4 separate regions of the Homo sapiens genome follow, and all the other regions are linked to region 3. A link is a loop called in an ENCODE intact Hi-C map of the cell type or tissue named here. Cell type or tissue: heart left ventricle. All regions are shown on one strand. Each heading gives the region's core, and the rest is flanking DNA. Links, peaks and the distances in the headings are about the cores only.

Region 1 (4,000 bases), core at 1-4,000, 310 kb before region 3:
TTGGCAGGAAAAGAGTTAACAGTGTTTTTCTTCCTGTTTAGTTTCTGGCTTGGGCTTTGGAATCATGAGTGGAGTATTTTCCTTTGTGAATACCCTATCTGACTCCTTGGGGCCAGGCACAGTGGGCATTCATGGAGATTCTCCTCAATTCTTCCTTTATTCAGGTATGTGTCTCATAGCTGTCAACATTCAGGCTTCTAGTCTAAATGATCATTCTTATTGGGGTTCACTGGCTTAGGAATTTCAGTGGATTGGAATTTATGTTATGTCTTTTAAAGGCGAAATACTCTGAGGCACTGTGAAGTAAAAGACTTAGGAAAATAAAAATTCTGGTTAGAGTGTTTTAGAATTTTGGAGTGGAATTTAGCTTGCGTAAAATTTTATTTTGCTGTACTGACAATGTTGCTATATAGTTGAAATGTTAGAAGTGAATTTTTAAAGGCCATGTGCTCTTTTTGGTTTTTATGATTTTATGTTATCTTCAGTAGAAGCCCTAATCTATAATTGTCATTGTGGTGCCTTTTGTGGGAATAGGCAGTAAAATTTAATCTGAAATTGAGAGGAAAAATGGGATAATAGATGAGTTGATCATTTCATCCAAATGATGCAGCTAAAAGGACCAACTCATTTCAAATTGCTTTTTCGTCCACGAGCTAAAAATTGTCATCATGATGCAGTGATCACAAATTTGAGAGTTGGTAGCGTACATAATTAACATAGATTTCTTCTAAGTTCCACAAGAAGACTCTTTTAAAAATAGGGGGAGAACACCCACTGTATTTTTAGTCGTTTCCACAACAGTTATGCCATTGAAATAACTGAGTTCACATCATGATTTGTATCTTCTTTTAATAACATCTATGCTAAAGCTCCTCAGGGAGCTTATCCTCTAATAAGGGAATAAGAGAAAAAAAAGTGAATAAGCATTTCAGTAACACTTTAAGGTAATAATGGAAAAGATATAAAGAGGTATGACCAATTTTTAAAAATTTCTGCAGTAGTTTAGAGGCATGTTGAATGTCATAGTGATCCCCAAGCCCAGTGGACACTCATTCACCATTCGCAGTAGACCCTTTGTTTCCATTTCAGTTCAGGCCTTGACATCTCCTCTCTGGCTTACCATCATCTGCCCTCAACTGGTTAGTCTTTCCTTGACACACTATTCATGTGAATCCTGTATGCAACTACCTAACTAATCTTCCCTGCTGCAAAAATGGTTTGGCTTTTCAGGGCCTAGAGGAGAGAGTCAAGGCCCTTTAAATCTGGCTGCAAGTTAGAGGACAAGAAAGTGTGTTAATGGGTCATACTTATTTAATGGTGCTTCCAACATAGCAAATTATCTTTCTTTTGAACATTTCATCATTGGCATATTTCTGGCAAATGTGTTAATGATTGATTATACTGAGTGTTAGGTCTTTAAAACAAATGTAATATTAGTAAAGTCTGTTAGAACCCGATGAAAATTAATAAAACATAATCGTAAGGGGTGTTAGTGCTACAGTTTGTTTTCTGTTTTCATATACAGTTAACACGGCTCTCTCTCCCTGCTACAGTTTTCTTTTGATATACAGGTTTTGCCAGCTTTTTTCACTAGATGGTGCTAATTCCCTTTAGTGACCTAGGCTGTTTTCATACGATGTTTAAAATGATTCTTTTGGTAGTAAAAGAAAAATTTGATACCAATTTGGGGATTGTATTTGTAATTTCTAGGAATTAAAGGAAAAATTCAATATTCAGTAAGCTATCTTAATGTCTTTAGCTAAGTTAGCATGGCAGACTGGCTATGTTATAAATTTGTATCTATAGAATGAAAGAACAGTGTTGTTTTATCATTTGCAAGTTTCTTACTGTTATAACATCATTCTTTGAAGCATAAACTTTGAATTATAAATTTAAGAAATTAATTTGTATTACATTTAAAAATAAGATCCCCAAATTTATATTTATTGTATTTATGTTATTTATAACTACTTGTAATTACCATTTATTTAGACACAACTCATTTTTGCCAGGTAAATCCATAACTTTATATGTTTAGTATACTCCATTACAAATGCCTAAATAATAATCAGAATAAATAAGGAATGTAGGGTCACTAATTACAGATTAAGCATTTTTAATCCAAAAATCCAAAATCCAAAAATGCTCCAACATCCAAAACTTCCTTCACCGACATGACGCCACAAGTAGGAAATTTCACACCTGACCTTGTGTGATGGGTCACAGTCAGAACAAGAAAAAACTGTTTCATGCACAAAATTATTAAAAATATTGTGTAAAATTACCTTCAGTCTGTGTGTATCAGATATATATGAAATGCAAATGAATTTCATGTTTTGGCCAGGTGTGGTGGCTCATGCCTGTAATCCCAACACTTTGGGAAGCCAAGGCAGGAGAATCACTTGAGCTCAGGAGTTTGAGACCAGCCTGGGCAATATAGTGAGACCTTGTCTCTACTAAAAATTAAAAAATTCAGCTGGGTATGGTGGTGCCCACCCATGGTCCCAGCTACTCAGGAGGCCGAGGTGGGAGAATCATTGAGCCCGGGAGGTTGAGACTGCAGTGAGCTGTGATCGTCCCACTGCAATCCAGCCTGAGTAACAGAGGGATACTCTGTTTCAAGAGAAAAAAAAAAAAGAATTTCATGTTTAAACTTGAGTCTTATCCCCTAAATATCTCATTTTATATATATAGATGCACAAATATTTCAAAATTTGAAACACTTCTGGTCCCAAACATTTCAGATAAGGGATATTCAGCCTGTAGTATATATCTGTCTATATTAGTATGTGTTAATAAGATCCATACTATATGATACCTGTGTGTACATAGGCTCTTATGTTACAAACAGGCATAGTTTATAAATAATGTTTATGTATAGGTTACTTCTTTTTTATTTGTGGTTATGTTGTAGGCTAGCATTAAATTTTACTAGAATCATTACCATTTCTTGGTAATTTTGTATAGAGACAAAAGTATGGGAATTGGAATCCTAGGTTCGAATCTTATCCTGGCTCATTAATTTAGTATTTTGGGCAAGTCCATTTGATTATTGAATCACTCATTCCATACATAATTATTAAATGTTTTTAGTCTAAAGGAGTTATACCAAGCTATGAAAATAGAGCCCAGTTACCATTCATAACTTCCATTCATAGTGGGGAATAAAGACAAACAGCTAATTACAATAAAGCATGATCAATGCTACAGTGAAATGAGGAAGAGCCATGGGGCACAAAGGACAGGCTGTAACCCATGCTCCCAGGCCACAGTACCTTGGCTTTGCAGCATTTATCACAGGCGTCATTAAGTAATGGTATAGTTATTTGTTGAATGTCTTTTTCTCCAGTTGGGTGCTAAGCCATGCAAGTGCAAGGACGACATCTGTATTGTTCACTGCTCTGTCCTCGGCATCTTGTGGAGTCCTTTATTTCTAGATGGCACTCAATAAATAACTTACAGAAAAATGAAAGCCAGGCACAGCTTATGGAGGAAGTGCCATAACGAGTAGAGATTTACTTAAAGGGTGAATAATAGCTAGGCAGGCAAAGAAAGGAGTTGTCAGAGAAAGATGTTCGAGGCAGAGGGAAGAGGCCTCTTTCCTCCAGGCCTGGAGGTAAGAGCAGTATTGTTCACAGGGCAAAGGAAGTCTTGTCCTTCCATCTAATCTTCAATTTCCTGATCTTTCAGGAAGGGCAGAAATAACGCCTAGCTCAGAGTTGTTGAGAATTAAATGAAATTAATTTAGAGAATATGTATTTAAGTGCTTATAAGCTCTAAACTGGCCTAAGAATATTATTAAGGTGGAGAATTTAGCGCTTGAGATGAGAAAACAGAATTCAGAGAGAAGATAATTTTTCTAGTATTATATAGAATCTGGGTTTTTCATTCCGAATTACCTCCCTTATGCTTTAGAAGAAAAAATGTCTTTAGCTAGTACCTAGTAAAAAAGAACAGCTGATCATTTTATTTTAAAAAATTCCCCAGACCATTTCACTTC
Region 2 (5,012 bases), core at 526-4,525, 130 kb before region 3:
CTCAGCTCACTGCAACCTCTCCCTCCCAGGTTCAAGTGATTCTCCTGCCTCAGCCTCCCAAGTAGCTGGGATTACAGGCACGCGCCACCATGCCTGGCTAATTTTGTAATTTTAGTAGAGACAGGGTTTCACCATGCTGGTTAGGCTGGTCTCGAACTCCTCACCTCAGGTGATCTACCTGCCTTGGCCTCAGAAAGTGCTGGGATTACAGGTGTGAGCCACCATGCCCAGCGAGATTTTAAACCAAAAGGCTTCCTGACAAAGTCAAGATCTCCCACCCTCACACAGGCGCAGCTTCTAACATCCGCAGTCCTCTTTGAGGAGAAGATCTTGTGTGCTGGCAAAATATTTTAGCTACTGCACAAAACACTGCGTGGCACAGTACTTTGAATTCCCAGAGAGAAAGGCCCAGGGGTCTTGTTGGAGGGTATGTAGGAAAAGGAAACCTACTCCCAAGGCAGAAGGCACTCCCAGAGCATGCTTTGGTAATTATGCAGGCTGGGAGGAGGCAGGCCATGGGTGGAAGAAGAAGGAATGGAGAGGAGAGGAAGCCCGGAAGGAGAGAATCACAGGTTCATTTAAAATAGATGCCAGCTAGGGGTTTAGTCCTTCTCTGGCTTGCTGTGTGAGCTTCTGCAAGTCACTTCACTTCTCTGGTTTGGGCCATATCTGAAGAGGCCTTCTCCAACTGAGACACTCAAGGATGCCATGCATTTTTCCAAGTCACTAGGAAACAACGCTCCAATCGCATACCTTTCATTTGCATTATTGTAACCTAGACTGGTGTCCAACTCTTTTTCATAAACAGTGAGAAATAATGTCATTTCCATGATTGAATCAAGCACACCAAGGGTGTTATAGAATCACTTTTCTTGCTTAGCAGTTCTGGGCAGCAGAAGAGACTTGCACTCTAGATCCTGGAACAGCTGAGCTTTCTTGGGAAGATTCCAGACAGTTATTAACCCAATGAGTAACACCCTATGTGCCATTCTGACCCTCTGGGCTACAGTAATGCAATCTTCTATTGCTTTTCTCTCTTTTAAGAAAAGCCATCAAACAAGGGACTCATTCAAATTTTTAACCACAATATAAACAGACATTTACACAAGAGCAATTATAAATAGCACATGTGCAAAAAAAAAAACCTGCCTACTGGCATCCAAAGATATGCTGCAGAAAGCAAATTTGGGACTCTATTTAAAAATCTTTTCAAAAATGCCTTGAAGCAACAATATTCAATGTACCTGATGTTGCAGCAAAATTGATTTACTGATACAATATTGGTGGCATTCGAAATTAGTAATAGTTCCTTTGGGAACTAATATGGAAACACATAGGAAGAACTATATCCATGATTATTCAGAAGTAATGCAATAAAAATCTGCATAAAGAGGCCAGCACAGTGGCTCACGCCTGTAATCCCAGCACTTTGTGAAGCCAAAGCAGGAAGATCACCTGAGGTCAGGAGTTCGAGACCAGCCTGGCCAACATGGTGAAACCCCGTCTCTACTAAAAATACAAAAATTAGCCAGGGGTGATGGCGGGCTCCTGTAGTCCCAGCTACTCAGGAGGCTGATGCAGGAGAATAGCTTGAACACGGGAGTTGGAGGTTGCCGTGAGCCGAGATCACACCAACGTACTCCAGCCTGGGCGACAGAGCGAGACTCCATCTCAAAAAAAAAAAAAAGCCTCCATAAAGAAGTCAACATCAACAATATCTATTGTAGCAAAAAAAAAAAAATACTAAACTTGAGGGAATTGCTATATAGATTTTGATACAGCCACACATTTGCCTCTTATACAGCAATAAGGATAACTGTGCAGATTGATAGCAGTGTAGAGATGTTTATTATCAGTCAAATACAACAAACTTCAGGATCACATAGGCATTATGATTATAGCTCTGCTAAAAGTGTGCATACGCATCTGAAAGGGCTGGAAGGTATTGAAATAAAATTGGCTGTAGTGTTTGAGAGGCAAAATAGTATGGTTTAAATTACTTTTAATTTTCTGTTTATCTCCAACTAAATAAAAGAAAGCATATCAGTTGAAAAAGAATTAACCTTATCACCAATGTTTCCCACTAGACAATGAGAGCAGGAACCCTGCCTGTCTCTTTCAACAGCGTTTGCCAGAGCATGTGTCTGCCACATGGTAGGCGCTCTGTAAATATTTGTGGACTGATTGACCACTGCTGTCAGCCTCTCTGAACCGGTTTAGTAAATTGCTGATATAGACCTCCTGTTTTCACAAAGATCCTTCTTGCCATCACCTCCACAGTCTCAAAAAGCACCTTCATTTACAAGCAGGCTTTCAAAACCCAGCATCTTCCTCTCTCTCAGTGTCACTGGCAGAAGGAGGACATCACCTTAAAGTACCAGACTCTAGGGCCAGCCTGTGTTGGGAGAACCCCCCCGCCCCTTCTCTTGCAGCTTCCCCCGGGGGGGACAGATCTTCATGGGGACACAAGGGAGAGTAGCTTGATCCCTAAATCATCTGGACACTAACATTTTGCACCAGAAGATGGCAGTCTACACACCTCCTTATGGTGCAGAACCCACACCTTCCTTGACACTTTGACAGTTAATTGTTCAAGTCAAGTTACTCAGCCTACCCTCCACAAAGGTGGGCCAGGGTGAGGGTGTGACAAGGATGGCCAGGGCCTCAGGCCAAGATCAGGAACAGATGTAGGCAACTGATGCCTGCTGTGCCTGATGCTGGGAGAGATGGCACCTCCCACGTTTCACATTTCACAGCTGGGGAAACCAAGCTTCACAGAGGCTAAGACACTGCCAAGTCCCCCACTCCTAGTAGAGAAACACTGCCCAGACCCGAGCCCCGCTCTCCTTACCCAGCACCCACCCTCCTTCCACCATACCGTACTGCCTGCCAGCTCTCCAGCAACAGGAGTCTGTGAAAAAATGGGCAAGGATGTTTCTGAACCCATGGTTAAATGCTTTTAAAAATCACCATGTCAAATTATAAAATTGATCAAACCCTTTGACCTTGGAATACCACTTTGGGAAATATGTTCCAAGGAAACAAAATATGAAATACATATTTATAAATAAGTTTATAAAATATAAAAATGAAACAAAAGCACATATAGAGTTGTGTAGAACTGAGCTTGATACTGCAGTTAAAACCAGAGGCAGCCCAGATGCCCGACCGTGGGGAAAATTGTGCCGTGGTCATTATACTCACACTGGAAATGGCTGTCATGCAGATTAGCACCGACGTCCAGCCTGTCACGTGGGGACTGTTATACTAGTTGTTAAAATAAGTATTTTCATACCAACTGGTAAATAGTAGAGCCAGAGTGTCCTCCAAGCCTCCCTTGCCCCTCTACTGGGATCCTCCTGAACTCCCCCTGATCTAGCAACTAAATAGTAAATGCCTGGCCCAGCAGCCTCCAGGATCCCACATGAAGCAGTGGTCAATGAACATCTTAGTACTAGTTATTAGATATTTTTTAAACCTCCCCTGGCTAAGATTCTGTATACTCATGGAAAAGCGACCTTATTTTGGAATGGGACAAGATATAGGAATATATAAAGAAAGACATTATGTGACTTAACGGTAAGTAAAAAGAAGCAGAAATTAATACAAGGAATAGCAGTGAGGCAAATTTTATTTGTATAAACAAGAGTTTCTAAGAAGCCACAGAGTCTAAATATTTGGTAAACTAGGAGAGGGGAGATTTGAAAAATTTTGTCAGTAGCCTATTTAACAACCTTTCCCCTATTTCCTTCTTAAAAGAAAGTTGCACGGTGGCTCACACCTGTAATCCCTGCACTTTGGGAGGCTGAGGCGGGAGGATCACCAGGTCAGGAGATTGAGACCATCCTGGCTAACACGATGAAACCCCATCTCTACTAAAAATACAAAAAATTAGCTGGGCGTGGTGGCGGGCACCTGTAGTCCCAACTACTCAGGAAGCTGAGGCAGGAGAATGGCATGAACCCGGGAGGCGGAGCTTGCAGTGAGCCGAGATCACGCCGCTGCACTCCAGCCTGGGCGACAGAGTGAGACTCCGTCTCAAAAAAAAAAAAGTTGCAATTTTGTTCACTTGCCTACTCTTCTGATGACCAAATGCTTTGGGGAAGGTTGAGCTCAGAGGTAGTCTGGAGTGGGGTAGGGGTGTGAGTCCAGAGTGCCTAAGCCAGGCATAGTGGCTCAATCCTCTTGCCAAGTATGGATTTAGGCATGGGCTGATGATATAGTTCTGGCAATGAGGTGGAAGGGAAGTCAGCCTGGAGGATTCTAGCAAGACTTTCTTTGCTCATATAAAGGGACAATGACAGGAACATCCCCTGTGTTTCCTTTGAGGATGTCTTGCTTAAAACTAAAGCAAACACCTTGTTGACCAAAGGAGAAGACTAAAAGAGTCTCAGAGAACCCAAACCTTAGCCATGACACCTTTGAGTCACTAAATTAACCAACCTTGAAGCTACTCTAATGCTAGCCTTTTTCTTGTTGAAATGACCTTAGCTGGGTTTTCTAGTATTTAGAATGTAAGCTGTTTATTCACTATTATAGCCCTGTTATCTATAACACCATCTGGTGCATAGTAAGCCCACCATAAATATTTGTTGAAGGGATAAATGAATAAAAAGGAAGGAAAAAATGAATCCTTGCTGATATAGAAAGGTGTTAAGTTTCTTGGTCATCTTGGTGTTAGATTTTTCTGTTTCATTAAAAAAAAATATTCATTCAAAGCATTGCATGATGTTGACTAGGTGTATTAGTTCCAGGGAATTAGTGTTATGGGAAGTGGCAGACAGATCTGGATTTGAGTCTGGATCTGCTACTTACCAGTCAAGTGTTCTTAGGCAAATTATTCATCTTCACTGAGCACACCTGTAAAATGAGGATAAATTATGGGGTCGCTGTGAGTCTTAAATGAGAAGCAACCACAGAGCTGGGCACGTGGGAGGGGCTCTGTAAGTGTTCATTCCTCACCTTCCAACATTCTAAGTACTCAGGTACCATGATGCCAGGATGAATCAGGC
Region 3 (5,012 bases), core at 394-4,393:
CTGCACTCACATGTGGCCACTGCTCACCATGCACATAACCCAGCTCAACCGGGAGTGCCTGCTGCACCTCTTCTCCTTCCTAGACAAGGACAGCAGGAAGAGCCTTGCCAGGACCTGCTCCCAGCTCCACGACGTGTTTGAGGACCCCGCACTCTGGTCCCTGCTGCACTTCCGTTCCCTCACTGAACTCCAGAAGGACAACTTCCTCCTGGGCCCGGCACTCCGCAGCCTCTCCATCTGCTGGCACTCCAGCCGCGTGCAGGTGTGCAGCATTGAGGACTGGCTCAAGAGTGCCTTCCAGAGAAGCATCTGCAGCCGGCACGAGAGCCTGGTCAATGATTTCCTCCTCCGGGTGTGCGACAGGTAGGCCACCTTGCCTCCTGAGCAGTGCTGGCCCCGCTAGCTCTGGCTTCCCTCTTGGGGGGCAGGGAAGAGCAAATTACGAGACCAAGATGGCTCCACCTTCGGGGCGCCTCAAACTAGGCCCAAGGCAGACATCCAGACCGCCCAAAGCAGGGTCCCCAGGAGACAATAAAATCATGAGGGAAACAATTGCTAATCCTCCTCTTAGCCTCACAGGTCCTGGGCTGCTTCATGCAAACACCAAGAAGTGGGGCCTCCGTACTGGTAGTCATTAAGTGCTGGGTGGGTCCAGCTGGGCCTGGATTTTCAAGGTCAGGCTCTGGGAAAAGGCTTCCAGATGCAGCAATCAGCTCACCCCTCCATTAGGCCTAGCAAGCAGCCCTCAAGGCCTGGGAAACTACGGAGGAAAGAGAGGGTGGGGAGCCAGAGGTGGAGAAGCCAGGGTGCTCAGGTCAGCTGAGCCAAACCAGACTCCAGGAGTAGATGAATTACTGATTTACACAGTATTCCTAAGGAGGGTGGCTTAGCCTAATTTTTCAAATTAGCAAACTGATGCTCCACGAGGTGGTATGATTTGCCCAGTCTAGGGTTGCCAGATTTTAGCAAATATATAGGCTGCCCAGTTAAATATGAATTTCAGATAAACAGTGAATAATATTTTAGTGTAAGTATGTCCCAAATACATCTTGTGTTTATCTGCTAACCCCCACCCCAGACACAGACATAGACACTGAACCACCAGGCCAGGCTCCCTCCATGGTCCCAGCCTCATGGGCAGAGCGGCCCAGGCAAGAACACAGAGCTATTCAACCAGCCTCTCACTGAGCTTCTGCCAGTCCCGTGCTGCCTTTGAGGAAAAACACCCCCTTGATCATATAACAAACTGGCCCTGGCTGTTCATGGAAAACTAGACTCAGCCAGTTTACTGCCACCCAAGTTCATAGCTGCTATTTGCTGGCAGCACGACAGGAGTGGAAGGAAACAGCGTAGTGACCCCACCTTTCTTTTGAGCTGGTAGGAAGAAAACAGAAGATGGACTTGGGGTTGGGCCCCGACTGGACAAGGCTATTTTGATGGGCTTAACAAGGCCCAGGAATTAGACTAGAGTGACATGGGTGGGGGTTGGGGGGAGGCGAATGGCACAACATGTCCTGAAGTTGTTCCATTCTTACTGTAAGAGAACCGAGCTTAATGCCCCAAACCTGCAAGGTGTGAAGTGGACCTCCCAGGCCACTGTACTGATCAAGCAAGGGGCCCTGCTGTCACATAAAGAGCAAAGGGCTTTGCTGTCAGCACTCTGCTGAGCCGCTCAGCTCGTCCAACCATGTGACCCCAGCTCAAATACTTCAAACTCTTGCAACCTCATTTCTTCTTCTATAAAATGTGCTAAATTTTTCTTATCCAACAGGGTAAGAGGATTAAATGACACAGTGGCACCTGGCACATAGTAGGTACTGATGAACGTCTACTGAATCTGGTTCTTCTGGCACTCAGCTCAGGTCGGGAGGAATGGCTGAGGATGGCTGGGCAGGGGGACAGTCCGCTCTTTGTTTTTTCCCTGTATCAGAATTATTCCAAAGATTCTTAGAAGAAAAGATCACCCAACACCTTTGAGGCTTAAACACCTAATCCTTATAACCACCTTGAAGGTAACAATTCCTCCCACTTGACAAATGAGGAAGTGACGCCCAGCAAGGTTCAGACATCTGTCCTGGGTCTGACAGCAAATAAGTCACCAGCCAGTCACCTGAGCTGCCGGAGCCAGTTTCTTCATGTACAAAACTGGGGGTGCAGAGGTTGACGGGGTGACTAATGAGGGCACACAAACCTGAAGGAGGCCCGGGCTCGGTGTGACACCTGGCTGCACCCAACATATTTAAGTTCCTTACTTCCCTCCCCTGGCACAAAGGAGCCGAGCTGGCACAGCCAGGGGCAGTCACGGAGCTGCGGGGGAGGCTGGCAGGGAAAGGGAAACGCTTCCCCAGCCCAGACTCTAGCTCCCTCTGGCTGCGGGGAGCCAAGGCCCCGGCCCATTAGTCGGTCCTTCTGGACTGGAAGCAGGCTGGTCCCGTTTGTTTCCAGGGAAAGCGGGTTAGGACTGCCTGTGGAAGGCCCCGTTGCAGGCTCCTCACAACCCCAGTGGTAGACATTATTCCCCCCACGCAGAGGAAATGAAGGCTCCGTGAGTGACTGACACGGCGATAAACCAAGTCTAACTTGGCTCAAGATCTTTTCTTTGCTGGGAGGGGCTGGTGAGGCTGCAGCAGAGGGTCCCCCAAGCTTTCTGGCCAAGCGACCTGGGTGGGTGTCCGTGACTGTACCTGCTCAGGGCTTGCCTCTAGCTGCCTCCGAACCCTACCCTTTTCCAGGCTGGTGGCCCAGGGGATGCAGGAACAGCTCTAGTCTACTAAGCTGAACCCGGACTCAATGCTAACGCGTGCCCCCACCGCCTTGAGGGTTGGGATGGGCCTGTCACTAGGCCACCTCCAAGGAAACAAATCCCTCTTCCCACTCACGTCCCGCCGGGACATTCAGGGGCCTCAGCTTGAAGCTAGACTGGAGCAATCGCCAAGCACCGCTCCCCTGCAAGGCAGCACATCCAGAGCGAAACAAAGAGTCAAGGGTTGTGGCTCCTGGAACCGGCATTCCCTCTGTCCACAGCCGCCCCAGGACTCTGCTGGGCCGGGGTCGGGGCTTCCCACTAGGGGCTCCCAAGGCTACGAGCCAAGAACCCACGCAGATGAAGGTACGGTGGGGTGCAGGGGCAGAAAGAGGAGGGAAAATGGGCCGGCCAGAAAGCCGACTTGGAACCCTGCAGTGTCATCGCAGCCAAGTGTCTTCACCTCGCAGGGCCCGAGTCCTCCTCGGTAAATGAGTCCACTCGGTCCCATGGGGCGGTTGGGTAGCTTTAACAAGCCAGTGAGCCCCGGGTCACCGCACTCTCCTCACAGGTGCCCCAACCTGGCGTCCGTCACGCTCTCGGGCTGCGGCCACGTTACCGACGACTGCCTGGCGCGCCTGCTGCGCTGCTGCCCACGCCTGCGCGCACTGCGCCTGGAGAACTGCGCGCGCGTCACCAACCGCACGTTGGCTGCCGTGGCGGCGGACGGGCGCGCGCTGCAGACATTGCACGTGGACTTCTGCCGCAACGTGAGCGCGGCCGGCCTGCGCCGCCTGCGCGCCGCGTGCCCGCGCCTGGCCCTGCGGGCAGAGCACAGCGCCGCCATGCTGCCCGACCAGCCCCCGCGCCCGCGCGCGCCCGCCGCGGCCCTCGGCAAGCTGCTGCAGCGCTAGACGCCGCCCCGCCGCTGCCCCCGGGGAAGGAGCGCAGCCCCAGACCGTCCTGGCTTCGAACCCAGCTCTTCCACCTTCAGACCACCACCGCATATTCTGAGCCTCATTTTCCCCGTCTGCACAGTGGGGATAAGAAAGCCTACCTCACGTTACGATTTTATACATAGGATAAACGCAAGATTAAATGGATATTTGGAAAACACTCGGCTGGTTCTCACTCAACACCACCGCCTTTCCCCTCTTGCTTCCGCCCCAGGCTTTCTGCTGTGCGCTCCCCACGGAGGCGGGAGGCGCCTGCACCGTCCTCGGGGACTCCGATCGCCGTTGGACCGAAATCACCTCGGTGGGGAGGACCTGACCACTCGGAGTTCGCCGACTTGCGCTCGGGGGTGACGGGGGCCAGGGCTGCCGCGCGCAGGGGTCTGGGGAGCCTCCGGGCGGAGCGACCCAGCGAGACCCCGCCGGCTCCCGGAGTGTCCTGGGGACCGCCACCTCCAGGAGCCCCGGTGGTGATCTCGGTGAAGCAGGAGGAGGGGAAGCAGGGGCGCACGGGCAGAAGGAGCCACCGAGCCGCTCCTCCTTGCGGTTTTGCCCGCACGCGCGTCTGCCCGCCCACCTTTCCTGGGGCGGATGCGTTCCCGCAGTGACCGCACTCGCGATTGTAGAAAATTCGCTCCCAATTGTTGAATGCTTACATAAACTGCATAGTTACCCATATTTTCTACTGTTCTCATAAGGGAAAAAGAAATGATTTGGAAGAAAAAAAAAGCCTCAAACTAAACAAAAACAAAACCAGCAGCCCTGGCTAAGCTTTTGATAATGGAACCATTATAAGCTGACAAGCTAGATTTTTCACCTGTTGGATTTGCTGGACATGAGCACAAGCCTAGGCTTCCAATTTGAATTTCAGGGCTGTAGTCACTGATGTGTCACATTTAGTGAAGGCTCTCGGCCCCCCGGCAGCCGCCTGGTCCTGGGTCACTGGGGAGAATTCTGGGTGGGTGGAAGAGGCGAGGAGCACTGTGATGGGCGCTGTTCACACTCCGGCTCCACCCAGCGCCAGCTGCGACAAAGCCCTTTACCCCTCCCAGGCCAGGTGTTTCTTCTGTGTGAAAGAGGAGCTTGATCCCTACTCACAGGTTCCTTAATTCATTGCTCAAATAGGGAAACGGCAAGGAAAAAGACAAATTCTGTTCTCATGAAGCTTACCTTCTAGTGGGGGAAGAGACAACAGGTAACTGGTATATAAGAGGGTAGAAGGGCCAGGTGCGGTGGCTCAATGCCTGTAATCCCAGCACTTTAGGAGGCCAAGATGGGCGATTCACGAGGTCAGGAGATCGAGACCATCCTGGCTA
Region 4 (5,012 bases), core at 419-4,418, 110 kb before region 3:
ACACATCATTTTCCATTTGGGAAAACCATTTAAATTATATTGCTACCTCACTCCTTATCCCAAAATCAATCCCAGACGAATAGAAACCTAAATGTCAAACATGAAACCATAAAAGTAAAGGGGATGGCACAGTGGCTCACACCTGTAATCCCAATACTTTGGGAGGCCAAGGGGGGAGAATAGCCTGAACCCAGGAGTTCAAGACCAACCCAGGCAACTTAGTGAGACCTCTTCTCCACTAAAAAAATAAATTAATTAACCGGGTGTGGTGCTGTGTCCTGTAGTCCCAGCTACTTAGGAGGCTAAGGCGGGAGAATCTTGGCCCCAGGAGAGGCTGCAGTGAGCTATGGCCACACCACTGCACTCTAGCCTGTGCAACAGACCAAGACCCTGTCTCAAAAAAATAAAAAATAAAAAAGGTACAAGAAGAAAATATAGTTGAATATGTTTATAATCGTGGAATGAAGAAGCTCTGTCTAAGCATGCCATGTAATACAGAAACCATAAAGGCAAACACTGATAAATTTGAGTGTATGAAACTTTAGCCAGGCGTGGTGGCTCATGCCTGTAATCCCAGCACTTTGGGAGGCCGAGGCGGGTGGATTACCTGAGGTCAGGAGTTTGAGACAAGCCTGGCTAACATGGCAGAACCCCATCTCTACTAAAAATACAAAAACCTAGCCGGGTGTGGTGGCAGGTGCCTATAATCCTAGCCCCTTGGGAGGCTGAGTCAGGAGAATTGCTTGAACCCAGGATAGGGAGGTTGCAGTGAACTGAGATCGTGCCATTGCACTCTAGCCTGGGTGACAAGAGCAAAGCTCTGTCTCAAAAAACAACAACAACAACAACAACAACAAAACTTTAAAATTTTCTGAAGAATAAACCTATAAACAAACAAAGACAAAAAACAAACTAATAAAACTCATTACAGTCCAGGTGCGTGGCTGACACCTATAATCCCAGCACTTTGGGAGGCCGAGGCGGGTGGATCACCTGAGGTCGGGAGTTTGAGACCAGCCTGACCAACATGGAGAAACCCCGTCTCTACTAAAAATACAAAATTAGCCGGGCATGGTGGTGCACGCCTGTAATCCCAGCTACTCCGGAGGCTGAGGCAGGAGAATCGCTTGAACCCGGGAGGCAGAGGTTGTGGTGAGCTGAGATCACGCCATTGCACTCCAGCCTGGGCAACAAGAGCAAAACTCCATCTCAAAATAATAATAATCATCATCATTTCTGGAAAGATAGAGTACTATTTGTTTTACTGTGGTAAAATACACATAACATAAAATGTATTATTTTAACTATTTTAAGGTGTATGATACAGTACATTCATAATGTCATGCAACCACCACCAGCATCCAGTTTCAGAACATTTCATCACCCAAAAGGAGACTCAATGCTCATTAGTACTTCCTATTCCTTCCTACCTCTGGCCCAGCAACTACTCATGTGCTTTCTGTCTCTTCGGATTTGCCTATTCAAGATATTTCATACAAATGAAATGATATAATATGTGGCCTTTTATGTCTGACTTTTTTCAGTTAGCATAATGCTTTCAAGGTCCATCCATATTGTAGAACGTATCAGTACTTCTTTCCCTTTTATGGCTGAATAATATTCCATTGTATAGAGAAACCACATTTTGTTTATTTGTCAGTTGATGACATTTGGTTTGTTTCTGCCTTTTGGGTATCATGCAAAGTGCTGCTGTGAACATTTGTATACAAGTTTTTGTTTGAACACCTGTTTTTCAGTTCTTTTGGGTATATCCCCAGGAGTGCAACTGCTGGGTCATATGATAATTACTGAAAACCTCTTAGTGATTTTTGGATATTGTGCCACATGTATATATTACCTAATAAAAATTGATTATTTTAATAAAAATAACCAAGTAGAGACAAATATATTGTTTTATAATCACAGTTTGGCATCCCTGCAAAATCAGCATTGGATCAATCAGTAGTCTCACAGGACCTAAAAGAAACTGAGGTGTAGGAAGTAAACATGTAATCCCATTTTTAAATATGACTCACAGAAACAGTAGGTCTTCGGGCTACAAATACTCCCCGTCATTAAATGTTTCAGCAGCATTGCCCTGGTGAATGTGGGAAGAGCTGAATATTTTCTAGATCCATGTTTTTTTAAAAGGTAAAGCAGCAATTGAAGTTGAATTCAAACCGGTGATTATGTTGACTTGGTCTGACAATTGCATGGACTCTCACTGGGAGCCCGGACTCACGCAGCACCACCTGTGTCCCCTAGGGGGCGAGCTGGGGAGAGACCGGAGTCCCTGGGAGAGCTCTGCGCGGAAGGCCCGAGAGAATTGGTCCCGCAGAGCTTTTACAAAGGCAAGAAGAGGATCACCGAAAAGGGATCACAGTGGGGAAAAAGGCAAGAAGAGGAAACACTGTGACAAAGAACCCAGCGCTGGGACACTTGGGAAACGTATTTTCTCAAGCACTTTATTTTATTATTTTATTATTATTTTTTTTGAGATGGAGTCTCGATCTGTCGCCCAGGCTGGAGTGCAGTGGTGCGATCTCGGCTCACTGCCACCTCTGCCTCCCAGGTTCAAGCGATTTTCCTGCCTCGGCCTCCCAAGTAGCTGGGATTACAGGTGCCCGCCACCGCGCCTGGCTAATTTTTCTATTTTTAGTAGAGGTGGGGTTTGCCATGTTGGCCAGGCTGGTCTCAAACTCCTGACCTCAAGTGATCCGACTGCCTTGGCCTCCCAAAGTGCTGGGATTGCAGGTGTGAGCCATTCAAGCACTTTATTTTTATAAACAAGGAGACCGAGACCCAGAGTAGCTGCTGATGGTCACAAAGGCTGTAAGCATGAAGTCTGGAAACCTCTGCTGTTGTGCAATGCGCAATGTGGGAAGAGAGGCTCTCCACCTCTGATGGGGCTGTGTTTGAGTCCCTCCTCCCTCCCTTTCCACCTCCCTCCCCACTACCACCACTTACTTAAATGTGTGACTCAGTGTCACTAACTTAACATTTCCCAGCCTGTTTCATTATCTGTATAGTGGGGTCTAATAGCATCTTCATCAGGCTGATGCAAGGAAATGACACCATGTATGCACAGGACCTCCCTTATGCTTGGCATATAGTAGATTCTCAATAAACATTTGTTGTGTGAATGAATATTCTCTCCTCTAGCCCTCTCAAAGGCAATCGTTCTGCTGCCCAACACATTTTTATTGATGACATTTCAGGCAGTATCCTTATGAACTCTCCATATCTAGAAGGCTGGGAAGGGAAGGAAAGCAGAGTTTGGGGTGTTCGTGCCGTTCCTGTTGTGGTAAAAAGCTCCTTTGTGAAGCCTGTGCAGCACCAGCCCCACTTGGAGGCTGCAAATCTGTCAGCCGGAGGTCCTCGGAGCTCCCAGGTCCTGGCCTTCTCTGCCAGCAAAGTGGCATACCTGGGTTATGGATCCAGGGGTCTTCTGAGGCCAACAGAGCCACACACACCCCATCCAGTTCCCGCCTCCCTTCCCCAAGCATCTGACAGAGGCCAGTTTGGCTGTTTCAAGTAATACCAATCACAGTGTTTTATGAGAATTGTTGGTCATGCCCAGCTACACAATCCTCATGCATATTGTCAGACACGTCAGAGTGTGGTAAACTTTATTTCATTGCATTATAAAGTTCAGGTCATGGTTTCTCAGTCTTCGTCATTTACACTTTACATGGCACAAGACTTTTAAAATATTAGGTTGTAAATTGTAATTCTCACAATTCCTTTTTTGGGAGGAAGGAAGGTGTGGATGGGACTAAAATATACTTTATTCATTATTAAAAATGTTGCTATAGTACACAAAATGGGAAAAATACAGAAAAGAAAGAAAAAGGCCAGGTACAGTGGCTCATGCCTGTAATCCCAGCACTTTGGGAGGCCGAGGCAGGTGGATCACTTGAGGTCAGGAGTTCAAGACCAGCCTGGCCAACATGGCAAAATCCCATCTCTACTAAAAATAGAAAAATTAGATGGGCGTGGTGGCATGCGCCTGGAATCCCAGCTACTAGGGAGGTTGAGGTGTGCTTGAGCCCAGGAGGCAGAGGTTGCAGCGAGCCAAGATTGCACTACTGCACTCCAGCCTGGGCGACAGCAAGACACTGTCAAAAAAAAAAAAAAAGGAAAGAAAGAAAGAGAAAGGAAGGAAGGAAGGAAGGAAGAGAAAAGAAAAGGAAATAACGAAAGATTTCCCAGAACTCCACCATTCAACTGCTGTTGGTATTTCTTTTTACAACTTTTTTTAAAGACGGGGTCTTGCTCTGTTGGCCAGGCTGGGGTGCAGTGGCACAATCACAGCTCACTGCAGCCTTAAACTCCTAAGCTGAAGTGATCCTCCTCGCCTCAGCTTCCTGAGTAGTTGGGATTACGGACACACTACCATGTCCGGCTTACTGTTGGTATTTATTAGTGGATTTTAGAAACATTTTAAAATGCACTTTTTACAAAGTTGTGATAATAACATTTACTATTTTAAAAATAGGTTTCCTCAGTGCTTAAAAATGATATTCATTCATTCAACATTTCCTCAATGCTTACTATGTGCCTAGCACTGGGGTACAATGATGAATGAGATAAACTGGACTTGGTGGCTCACACCTGTAATCCCAGCACTTTGGGAGGCTAAGGCAGGAGGATCACTTGAGGCTAGGAGTTCAAGGCCAGCCTGGGCAACATGGAGAGACCACATCTCTAAAAAATAATCTTAATAAAAATAAAAAATAAAAACAAAGAAAAATGAGACAGGGTCCTTTCCAGGGTGATGTGCCTTCTCTTGTCACCACAATTGCAGCTTGTTTACGCATTTGCTAAATGGTTGCTAGGGCTTGGATATTTGTCCCCTCCAAAACTTATGTTGAAGTTCAACCCCCAATGTAGCAATATTCAGAGTTGGGGCCTTTAAGAGGTGATTGGGTCATGAGAGCTCTGCCCTCATAAATGGATAAATCCATTCATGGATTCATGGGTTGATGGACTAATGGGTTGCTACAGGAATG

What was found. Peaks named below come from ENCODE experiments on the same cell type or tissue, not always from the same donor. Only the 100,000 strongest peaks of a DNase experiment are listed, where the experiment ranks them.
Region 1: a loop joins it to region 3, with 6 times the contacts of the local background. A loop is called at or near these places in 37 of 110 quality-filtered maps.
Region 2: a loop joins it to region 3, with 13 times the contacts of the local background. A loop is called at or near these places in 64 of 110 quality-filtered maps.
Region 4: a loop joins it to region 3, with 2.5 times the contacts of the local background. A loop is called at or near these places in 50 of 110 quality-filtered maps.

What each region holds. Positions count from the first base shown.
Region 1 is chr15:63,287,383-63,291,382 of GRCh38, forward strand. It overlaps APH1B (aph-1B gamma-secretase subunit), which reads left to right. Exons shown (of 6, transcript NM_031301.4): 4 at 42-164. Among named protein-coding and RNA genes, the nearest start is that of APH1B, 12 kb to the left of the region's middle. In heart left ventricle, for the core only: CTCF peaks have their summits at 1,583 (motif pointing right) and 1,790; no DNase peak of the experiment used is centred there; H3K27ac peaks cover 362 bases.
Region 2 is chr15:63,464,344-63,469,355 of GRCh38, forward strand. No RefSeq gene overlaps it. Among named protein-coding and RNA genes, the nearest start is that of USP3, 38 kb to the right of the region's middle. In heart left ventricle, for the core only: a CTCF peak has its summit at 2,524 (motif pointing right); no DNase peak of the experiment used is centred there.
Region 3 is chr15:63,597,383-63,602,394 of GRCh38, forward strand. It overlaps FBXL22 (F-box and leucine rich repeat protein 22), which reads left to right and starts at 5. Exons shown (of 2, transcript NM_001367807.1): 1 at 5-363; 2 at 3,315-3,859. The coding sequence starts at 11. The coding sequence ends at 3,657. It overlaps USP3-AS1 (USP3 antisense RNA 1), which reads right to left and starts at 3,445. Exons shown (of 3, transcript NR_034080.1): 1 at 3,207-3,445. RefSeq lists enhancers at 2,562-3,279, 3,542-4,359 and silencers at 3,347-3,636, 4,057-4,186. In heart left ventricle, for the core only: CTCF peaks have their summits at 2,373 and 3,587; DNase peaks (open chromatin) are centred at 2,359, 3,499, 4,099, 4,211 and 1 weaker place; H3K4me3 peaks cover 4,000 bases; H3K27ac peaks cover 3,641 bases.
Region 4 is chr15:63,485,227-63,490,238 of GRCh38, forward strand. No RefSeq gene overlaps it. Among named protein-coding and RNA genes, the nearest start is that of USP3, 17 kb to the right of the region's middle. RefSeq lists enhancers at 2,045-2,094, 2,125-2,194, 5,004-5,012. In heart left ventricle, for the core only: CTCF peaks have their summits at 2,254 (motif pointing right) and 2,459; a DNase peak (open chromatin) is centred at 2,275; H3K4me3 peaks cover 264 bases.